Linked DNA regions of Homo sapiens: region 2 is linked to region 1. Evidence: chromatin loops called from intact Hi-C (ENCODE). Cell type or tissue: endothelial cell of umbilical vein. All regions are shown on one strand. Each heading gives the region's core, and the rest is flanking DNA. Links, peaks and the distances in the headings are about the cores only.

What was found. A loop is a pair of places that touch in the nucleus more often than their neighbours do. Peaks named below come from ENCODE experiments on the same cell type or tissue, not always from the same donor. Only the 100,000 strongest peaks of a DNase experiment are listed, where the experiment ranks them.
Region 2: a loop joins it to region 1, with 6 times the contacts of the local background. A loop is called at or near these places in 2 of 110 quality-filtered maps.

What each region holds. Positions count from the first base shown.
Region 1 is chr5:17,077,156-17,082,535 of GRCh38, forward strand. No RefSeq gene overlaps it. Among named protein-coding and RNA genes, the nearest start is that of MIR10522, 76 kb to the right of the region's middle. In endothelial cell of umbilical vein, for the core only: no CTCF peak of the experiment used is centred there; DNase peaks (open chromatin) are centred at 776 and 2,576; H3K27ac peaks cover 3,654 bases.
Region 2 is chr5:17,166,923-17,172,302 of GRCh38, forward strand. All of the region lies in intron 1 of BASP1-AS1 (BASP1 antisense RNA 1), which reads right to left. It overlaps LOC105374664 (a long non-coding RNA gene), which reads left to right. Exons shown (of 4, transcript XR_001742614.2): 3 at 3,841-3,958; 4 at 5,292-5,365. Among named protein-coding and RNA genes, the nearest start is that of MIR10522, 14 kb to the left of the region's middle. In endothelial cell of umbilical vein, for the core only: no CTCF peak of the experiment used is centred there; a DNase peak (open chromatin) is centred at 2,719; H3K27ac peaks cover 2,314 bases.

The sequences.
Region 1 (5,380 bases), core at 148-5,147:
CCTGTAATTCCAGCATTTTGGGAGGCTAAGGCGGAAGGATCATTTGAGCTCAGGAGTTTGAGATCAGCCTGGACAACATGGTGAAACCCTGTCTCTACTAAAAATTCAAAAATTAGCTGGGTGTGGAGGAGCGTGCCTGTAGTACCAGCTACTTGGGAGGCTGAGGTGGGAGGATCCCTTGGGCTTGGGAGGCAGGGTTGAGTTGGCAGTGAGCTGAGATGGCACCACTGCCCCACTGCACCTGGGCGACAGAGTGAGACCCCGTCTCAAAAAAAAAAAAAAAACAACTAATCTCCAAATACTTTTGGAGAAGCGTAAAGAGTTTAATCTGGGGTAATAGAATGGGTACCCTCTGCAGTCCCTCGGACCATCTTGTTTCCATTTACTTGATTAAGAATTAAACATATTGCAGCCATGTGTGAACTTGGCACATTCAAGATTCCTGCTAAAAGTTAGAATTCCTTTGACATCCTACCGCACCCTTTAGAGAAATTTCTAAAGACTTCCTTCCAGCTGTCACCAAAAATGATAAAAGGCCATTTACGGACAGCGTTGCTTTGATTGCCCCTGCCTAAGTGTACAATGGGTAGAAATGCATTTACTGCCATTTCTAGGGCAGTAGAATATTGGAAATAGTAACCTTTTATATGTTCTTTGCCTAAAGGATGGAAGAGGCCATGGCTGTGTACTGACAATATTCTTCTACTGACAAAATGCTGTTGCTTGAGAGTGCAGCTGAGGTTATGCCATTTCTCATAAAGTCAAGTAAAAAGTAAAGCAGTGTTGACTTACTAGCTTATCAACTGAAAGAACGCCTTGTAGCTTCTAGTCTGTAAAGCCTCAACTTATTTCTATTATTTACAAAAAGGATCAGTTTGTTCCAAGCCTTTTGAACTGAAGTGCTGCTGTTCCCTGCAGCAGGAGAGAGGTCACTAAGAGGAAGCCAGAGAATCACACGGATTGCTTCTTCCTCCAGCTCTAGAACTGAGATGGCTCCTCGCCTCCCGAAAAACAATGCGGCTGACTCTAACGAAATTCACTATCACCCACAGGCAGTAGCCAGACACACCTACTTTATTTTCAAAATTAAATTGTTTGATGACAGACAGATAAGGAACAGATGGCAGGGAAGGTGGAGATAATAATAGGTAAGTTTTGTCTTCTGGGTTGATGGGTTTTACCCTATTCCTATCAATGTTGACCAGAAATCAGAACATTATTCATTTATTTTGGAAATTACTTCAGTTGATTAAACAAATGTAATCAGGATAAAAAATAAACCTAAGGAGGCCGGGCGTGGTGGCTCATGCCTGTAATTCCAGTACTTTGGGAGGCCGAGGCGGGTGGATCACAAGATCAGGAGTTTGAGACCAGCCTGGCCAGCATGGTGAAACTCCATCTCTACTAAAAATACAAAAATTAGCCCGGGCATGGTGGTGCGTGCCTGTAACCCAGTTACTCTGGAGGCTGAGATAGGAGAATCGCTTGACCCCAGGAAGCAGAGGTTGCATTGACCTGAGATAGCGCTATTGCACTCCAGCCTGGGCGACAGAGCAAGACTCCATCTCAAAAAAAAAAAAAAAAAAAAAAAAGGAATAATTAACTCATAATCCACTTCTTTAACATGACAACTCAATTTTTTCCCAGTCTTTGTCCATAATAATTCAGATAAAATATTGCTTTTTTACATTTGATAACTAACCGTCATGTCATTTAACCAAATGGTTTGATACAAGGTTTGAAGCTGTAGAGCTTCAATGAAAACATCCATACCTATTAAATGGGACAAAGAGAAAGATTATTTAATGATAAAAGTGTATAAGCCGCAAGAATGTATTACAGTCATGTTTATGCCAAAGCAGGAAAAAAGCCGAATACATAAAGCAAAAACTCATGTCAAGATAACTTAAAAACAAACAAATTATTCTAGGACATTGTAATATATCTCTTTCAGAGTTTACTAGGCCAAGCAGATAAAAATAAGGAAAAATAAGGTTTGAAAAAAATATAATAAACAACCTCAACATTATACATGACTTTATATCCAGCAGAAAATATATGTTCTTTTGTGACTTTGGGCATTTAGATGATTCAGTCATTAATTGGCCACAAAGAAAACATTAACACGTTCCAAATATCGGAAGTGGATGTTCTGGAGGCCATATTCTTAACTCTTATTCCAATAGAACTAGATCAACAATGTATATATAGATACACCAAATTGAAGAAAGCTCCGCTTAAACTAGTAGTAGAACCTAATTTAATGTCATATTTTATTGGCAAGGAATAACAAATGGTTTAGAGCTTATATCAATTTACAGCTTGTGAGTACAGGTACAATCAAGAGTACCAGGTGATTGAGAGATTAAAATTTTATTGATGGATCTCATCTTTAGAGTATCTGCATTAGTCATCAATCCTGTGAAATATTCTCATAGGTTCAGAAAATCTCCGTAAGGAATGAACATTTGGATCCAAACAGATTACAAACCAAAATGAGTCTTCAATGTTATTTCTTGCTTTTCGGTGTGAAGGAAACAAGACCGCTGTAACAATGGAGCTTTTCCAAAAGCTGCGATAAGATCTTCCTTCCGTGTCTGGAACTGCACTCTGAAGCGCTGGACTCTTAATCAGCACAAAGAGGAAACCAAGGCTTCCTTCCCAGGTCAACTGGCTTCCATGGACTGCAAAACTACCTTTTACAAAGCGCTCTGGATGCTGTTAGCCTAGGAACCACTTTCTGTTTCATTCCCCTTGGCATTAGACTAAACAAAGCACTGTGTTTCCATTTTAATATGTGGTCCCTTAAAAGACATTCTTCTCTACATCATAAGGATAAAGCAGCATAGGTTGTGCTTATTCAGCCTGTTCCATCACTATCACGATTATTTACATTAAATTAAAAATATAGTTCACAAGGCAACCAGTGTGGGTTGGCTTGAGAGGGGCAGGAGTTGTCTTTGATGAACGAAATAATTTTAGATAAAGTTACCCTGGTATATCCCTGCTTAGTGACAATAAGAACATTTTATTCGATCCATTCAATAAACCTCAGAAAGGTAGGTTCTGAAGATGTGAGAAGGGTATAGATGGAGGCGTGGGGCTGTCTCTGATTCTGATGTGCAAACAAGCTGTCTGAAGTCTTTCCATATTTTAAATCCCCAGTTGTGAAATGAGATCCATTAGTAAATTGAAGATGGGATGACATTGGCTGGGTGTGAATCATCTCCTGGTAAAACCTTGAGCTTCCAGAAGATGCCACATTGCAAGACATCTAAAAACACCCAGGGGACCGACGATAGCTTTGTTTTAAAATAAAATGGTTACCTTGGAAGATTGGAAAAACTTAAAAGGTGCAGGCTTGCAAGCTCTTGCTTGCATCTTGCAGGCTTAAACACATAGAATTCTATTGCAACAGTGGTGTTGACAGAGCAAGCGTGTTTCCTTGAAACAAGAAGCCGCCCAAATTAATAATTACTACCTGATGAGGCCCTCAAATATTTCCCACTGATTCCTCCTTTTTTTCCTCTCCCTTTCTTGTTTTGGTTTTTGAGACAGGGTCTCTCTGTCACCCAGGCTGGAGTGCAGTGGGCAGGATCACAGCTCGCGACAGCCTCGACTTCCTGGGCTCAAGCAGTCCTCCCACCTCAGCCTCCCGAGTAGCTGGGACTGCAGGTGTGTGCCACCATGCCCGGCTAATTTTTAAATTTTTACTAGATATGGGGTCTCACTGTGTTGCCCAGGCAACATAGTCTTGGAACTCCTGGGCTCAAGGGATCCACCTGCCTCAGCCTCCCAAAGTGCTGGGGTTACAGGCATGAGCCAACCACGCTCCGCCTTTTTCTCTTCCTTTGTACCACCCCCTCACTGAGAGCTCCTGCACACCGGGCCTCTTTTTTTTGGAGTCCTGCTCCTTCATGGTGCAGCAGTGGGAGGCGAGGGTTGGGGAGACAGTGTCCATAATGAGCTCTCAGGTCCCTCAGCTTGGCTCCTGAGCCTACTTCTCCTCCACTGCTGGCCTGGCCAGGCCGTGACATTCAAAAGATGAAAACACCAGGAGGCAGCAACAGAAGGAAGAGGAATTCCCACTCTGCCATCACTCTACCACATTCTTCCATGGAGTGTAAGGTTAGGCCAGACCAGAACGTGGGCTTTCCCTCAACCTCCTTTCTTACAGAGGGGAGCGAGGTTCATTATATTCTTATTGGGAAGAAATCTGGTTTGGAAACTTGTGGAGCTGATTACTAGAGAATGAAAATAATGCCCATGAGCCAGAGTTACTTCTCCCCCTCATTGTTTGCTTATAACATAAAAGAAGAAGTATTTATTGTCTCGTGTGTAGTAATTGAGAACAGATTTGAGAACAGATGCAGGCACACACATGAACTTTTTAAAAAAACTTCCTGCAGTTATTTTATTTTATTTTTTTTCAGATGGAGTCTCACTCTGTTGCCCAGGCTGGAGTGCAGTGGCGCGATCTTGGCTCACTGCAAGCTCCACCTCCCGGGTTCATGCTGTTCTCCTGCCTCAGCCTCCCAAGTAGCTGGGACTACAGGAGCCTGCCACCACGCCAGGCTAATTTTTCGTATTTTTTAGTAGAGACAGGGTTCCACCGTGTTAGCCAGGATGGTCTCGATCTCCTGACCTCGTGATCTGCCTACCTATTAGAATAGCCCAGCCAAGGAAGCTTTTCTAATGTCTAAAATAGCAGAAGCCAGGTGCGGTGGCTCACGCCTGTAATCCTAGCACTTTGGGAGGCTGAGGTGGGAGGATCGCTTGAGCCCAGGAGTTCAAGACCAGCCTAGGCAACATAGTAAAACCCTGTCTCTACAAAAATTAGCAGGGCATGGTTGGTGGCACATGCCTGTAATCCTAGCTACTGGGGAGGCTGAGGTGGGAGGATTGCTTGAGCCCGGGAGGTCAAGGCTACCTTGAGCCAAGATAGTATGCCACTGAACTCCCCCCTAGGCAATAGAATGAGACCTGTCTCTAAATAAGTAAAATAATGCCAGGTGTGGTGGCTCATGCCTGTAATCCTAGCACTTTGGGAGGCTGAAATGAATGGATCATCTGAGGTCAAGAGTTCAAGACCACTCTGGTCAACATGGTGAAACCTCGTTTCTATTAAAAATACAAAAAAAATTAGCCGGGCATGATGGCGGGTGGCTGTAATCCCAGCTACTCAGGAGAGTGAAGCAGGATAATCGCTTGAACCCAGGAGGCGGAGGTTGCAGTGAGCCGAGATCGCACCTCTACACTCCAGCCTGGGCGACAGAGCAAAAACTGTCTCAAAAAAAACAAAACAAAAATATGTAAATAAAGTGGCAGAAATGTCATTATTTAGCAAACTTCAACTAATTATTATTTTTTATATATTTTT
Region 2 (5,380 bases), core at 217-5,216, 90 kb after region 1:
TTTTACAATATGCAAAATATATTAGCAAAGTAATGCATGTTTATAATTTTTAAATAATCCCATTTTAGAGGTGTGTGCTCAAATGTTTTTACTAAGAGAGGCATATGGATATCAGCTAAACTTTTGTTTAAGAAGATAATTAGGCAACTGAGCTAAAACAGAGAACCTGGAGGTTGGTGGACAAAGTAGGAGATGATTGTAATTCCTCAAGCAAGACATGCTGAAGGCCTAGACTAATGAGTGTCAGAGGAGGAAAGATGGATTTCAAAGACTTCTCCGAGGCGGGGTTGGGGAGGTGTTGGTAAATAGATGTGAGCATGAAGGAGAGGGAGAAATTCAGTTTAAATGTCAGGTTTGCTACGTGGAAAGCAGGGTTGGTGGTGGTAGCATTCATGGGGAACTTGACTGACTATAGAAGGCAGAGCTGATTTATGAACTGGGGAGAAACCATGATGTCATGATTTACATGATTTCATGTAAATGATGTGGAATAGTTTAGGTGATGGGATGCATATTGGAATTACCTTTTGGATTTATGCTAGATTATTCTAGCCAGTTGGAGCAGGTAAAAGATGCCTAGGCTCGTTTCCTATCTGTCATATAATCACCTCACACTCCTGGAAATGGGCTTTAAAAGGGACATTTCTTAATCCTTCTGAAAAATTGTAGTTCAGACTTTGGCCAATTAAACCTCAGGGGTGCTCTCAACTGGAAAACCACTTGGCACAGGGCAGTCAAGAACTGCTGTTAGTGGTCAGTGCCTGTTCTATCTTAACTCCTTCCCTGCTGAGAGGTCAGCTGGACTCCAGCAAAGGCCTGGATATGCATGAAAAAGGATGAGGGGTGAGGATGGAGAGGTGCATCTGTTCATCTGAGCATTCCCCTGTTTAGCTCTATAGCCAGGTCTGAGGCTATCATGGGCAAAAAAGGAAACCCAGAAGGGCCTTGAGCTTATTTTAAAGTCAAAGTGAAAGACTATAGAGTCTTAATTATGAGTTGATATCATTTCAGAAACTTTTCTCTTGTAGCCTTTTTGAGCAGTGGTCTCTCATGTTACAGGGGAGGCCTGTACCCCTAAAAGTATGCAAGAAAATTGGATACAGATGTATTCTTTAATCTGAAAAAAAATAAAGAAGACACTAAGCTTTACTGATACTTACACATGACTGAGAGCAAGCAGTTCACGTGTAGAGTTGATAAATAAGTGTCATACTGGGGATGCCTGGTCAGAAATCTTTTACTGATAGGGCCACATGACCCAGAAAGTTTGGGCTTTAATGGTGTATCAGAGAGATGAGAAGCAGGCAGGCTAGATAGAAGCAGATAGGTTTTTGCAAGTGAGAGGAGAGGGGGCAGTCGGGACAGTGAGATAAAGAGGAAGAGGCAGAGGGGATGGTATTTAGGAGGTAAATTCTACAGGATTTGGTGACTGATGATTGATGAATTTTGAGTGAATCTTTGATAAGACACCCCGCCATGAAAAACAATTTTGTCTCCTTAGTGCTTCTAGAGACCTGCCATCATTTCTGTGATGGCAAAATTATCTACCTAGTTATTTGTCAGTCTTCTTCCTCTCTCCAAATGCCTTTGGAGTTGTATCTCCAGTAATTTAGTGGATACTAAATACATGTTGCTATGTGAATATTACATGAAATGTTTTAACAGCTCAAAATATGGAAGATAAACTTTTTTTTTTTTTTCCTGAGATAGGGTCTTGATCTGTCGCCCAGGCTGTAGTGCAGTGGCGCAATCTCAGCTCACAGCTCACTGCAATTTCCACCTCCCGGGGTCAAGCGATTCTCCTGCCTCAGCCTCCTGAGTAGCTGGGACTATAGGCATGTGCCACCATGCCTGGCTAATTTTTATATTTTTAGTAGAGATGGAGTTTCCCCATGTTGGCCAGGCTGCTCTCAAACTCCTGACCTCAGGTGATCCACCCACCTCGGTCCCAAAGTGCTGGGATTATAGGTGTGAGCCTGCACCTGGCCTAAGAAACATTTTTGAATTAGAGAGCGTTCTTGGCTAGACTCTGTGGCTCACGCCTGTAATCCCAGCACTTTGGGAGGCCAAAGAGGCAGGATTGCTTGAGCCCAGGAGTTCAAGACCAGCCTGGGCAACATGGCAAGACCCTGTCCATAGAAAAAATTTTAAAAATTAGCTGAGTGTGGTGGTGCGTGTCTATGGTCCCAGCTACTGGAAGCTGAGGCAGAAGGGTCACTTGAGCCTGGGAAGTTGAGGCTGCAGTGAACCATGTTTGTGCCACTGTACTCCAGCCTGGGTGACAGAGCAAGACTCTGTCTAAAAAAAAAAAAGAGAGAGAGAGAGTGTTTCATATAATTGTAGGTTTTTATTTCAATAAAATAATCATGCATTATGATATGACGTGGACTCAGGGATCTTAACACCAGCCTTAGGATTCTGCATTACAATTTGGAAATTACTAGGGATTTGTCAATGACTACTGTTTGAAATTTACATGGTGATAAAGGACATTATTTTACTACCTGCAAGTATAAGAGTCAACATTAACCATGAAAGTTATTTTCTCCTTACGAAAATATAAAAGTCAAAATTAGCCATAAAAGTTATTTCCAAAGCATTTCCTTTTGAACATGCAAGGAATGCTGACTATTCAACAAACAGTAGTTGCATAAAGAAGATTTTTGGTCCCATGATCTGGCTGAAGCTTTGCACAAACAGCTGCTTATCTCATGAATGGAATTTCCTGTTAATATTCTTGCAGGCTAATTGTTCATCAAAAGTACAACAAATGTCAACAAACATCAGAAACGTGTTACATCTTAATATTTACAAGACAGCAGAAATAGTTCAGATGTTTAACTTGGTTGAGCTTAAAAGGCAAGAGTGCAATCTTTAGCCCTTGTCACAAACTAGTCTTGACGGGATTAATGCTATTCACATAAACCATTTGTTTTAAATGCCCTCTTTCCTGTTAATTTACAACAACATATGGCTTAAGATAGCACAGGATAAGGGAAGAAACAAAACTGTAACTTCAAACAGTATAGTTGAAAGCACCTTTGTTTTGAATGGATTTCATAGACTTTTCATCCCAACTACATATGGAAATAAATTTTCTTAGAATAAAAATGCTTCAAATGGACTCTTAGGCTGGGCGTGGTGGCTCACGCCTGTAATCTCAGCCCTTTGGGAGGCCGAGGCAGGAGGATCTCTTAAGGTCAGGAGATCAAGACCATCCTGGCCAACATAGTGAAACCCCGTCTCTACTGAAAATACAGAAATTAGCTGGGCATGGTGGTGAATGCCTGTAATCCCAGCTACTCAGGAGGCTGAGGCAGGAGAATCGCTTGAACCCAGGAGGTGGGGGTTGCAGAGAGCTGAGATCACACCACTGCACTCCAGCTTGGGTGACAGAGCAAGACTCCGTATCAAAAAAAAAAAAAGGACTCTTAAATCCCGTGGCAGCAACCACAAAGATATCCACTTGTTTCAGTGAGAGGTGGGTTTCGTAGGGTAGAGGTCCCAGAAGTAGGAAGTAATATCATCAGACCACCAGGGTTCGGATCAGAGGTGAAATTTAGAATCAGTAGAGACTTCCTGAAACACAGACAACAGATTTTTTTTTATAAGGCATTTCCAGGTTTTTGTCTTTTTTTCTCTCAGTGAAAGTAGCATTTTTCACTGAGGTGTCAATTCAGGAGCTGTTTCAGGAAGGTGCTCAGGGAAGATATTTTAGTACAACACTCCGGCCTCCTTCATAATACTAATCACGCCCTATTTTCCTTTCCTTAGCCCTAACAAACTCAGAGTGCTGAAACACTGGAAGCCAGCTACAGGTCTTTTTCCTTTCTCTTCCAGATGGTATGCATCTTGTTCCTCTTTCAGACACAGGTGAAAATTGAAGTTTCTAGAAACTGGAGTTTCCTTCTCATCTTGTTGGCATCTTCCCCTGGGGAGAGGGGTAATACCTCCACAGGTACTGGGAGCCACTTTTTGGGTTATAAGGAGGGAAGTTTAGTTAGCCCCACCTCTGCCGTCTTGTCTATTCCTGTACAGTTTTAGGCAGGAAATGTCTCCATTGGATATTTGTGTTTAGTCTTTTTTTTTTTCTTTTGAGACGGAGTCTGGCTCTGTTTCCTGGGCTGGAGTGCAGTGGCACGATCTCAGCTCACTGCAGCCTCCGCCTCCTGGGTTCAAGTGATTCTCCTGCCTTAGCCTCCCATGTAGGTGGGACTACAGGCACGTGCCACTATGCCTGGCTAATGTTTGTATTTTTTTTTAGTAGAGATGGGGTTTTGCCATGTTGGCCAGGCTGGTCTTGAACTCCTGGCCTCAAGTGGTTTACCAGCCTCGGCCTCCCAAAGTACTTGGGATTATAGGCGCGAGCCACTGCACCCAGCCCTGGCTAATTTTTTTGAAAAGTTTTTCTGTAGGTTGGATATAGTGGCTCAATCCTGTAATTCCAGCACTTTGGGAGGCGGAGGCAGGAGGAACACTTGAGGCCAGGGGTTCGAGACCAGCCTGGGTAACATGGTGAAACCCTGTCTTTACTAAAAATACAAAACATCTTGGATCGCTTGAGCCTGGGAGGTCAAGGCTGCAGTGAGCTGTTACCGTGTTGCTGCACTCTGGCCTGGGTGGCAGAATGAGACCCAGTCTCAAAAAAAAAAAAATCATATCTATATCTATATATGTATACACACACACACACACACACACACACGTGTAGAGACAGGGTTTTGCCATGTTGCCCAGGCTGTCTCGAACTCTTGAACTCCTGGGGCTCAAGCACTCTGCTCACCTCAGCCTCCCAAAGTGCTGGGATTACAAGTGTAAGCCACCATGCCTGGCCTGTTTAGTTTTTTTTGTTTTTTGTTTTTTCTTTTTGAGACGGAGTCTCGCTTTGTCGCCAGGCTGGAGTGCAATGGGGCAATCTTGGCTCACTGCAGCCTCTGCCTCCTGGGTTCAAGCAATTCTCCTGCCTCAGCCTCCTGAGTAGCTGGGATTACAGGCGCCTGCCACTATGCTCGGCTAATTTTTTTGTATTTTTAGTAGAGACGGGGTTTCACCACATTGGCAGGATGATCTTGATCTCCTGACCTTGTGATCCACCCTCCGTGGCCTCCCAAAGTGCTGGGGTAAGGCTGGCATTGTAATTTTGATATAAAAGAAATACAAATTAAAAAATAAAAGGCATGAAGAAGGTTAAATTTTAATTGGGAGTATTGGTACGAATCTGTAATTTCAGTGTATGCATAGCTCCTAGTCTTGATTTAAAGTGTTTATCTGTGCATGTATTCCTAATCAAGGAACCTAGAGGTGATGGTGTCCAGTAGCCATGAGATACCTGCTGCCCAGAATGGGTTTCTAAAGGCTATTAAAAGGAACCAGATCTCTT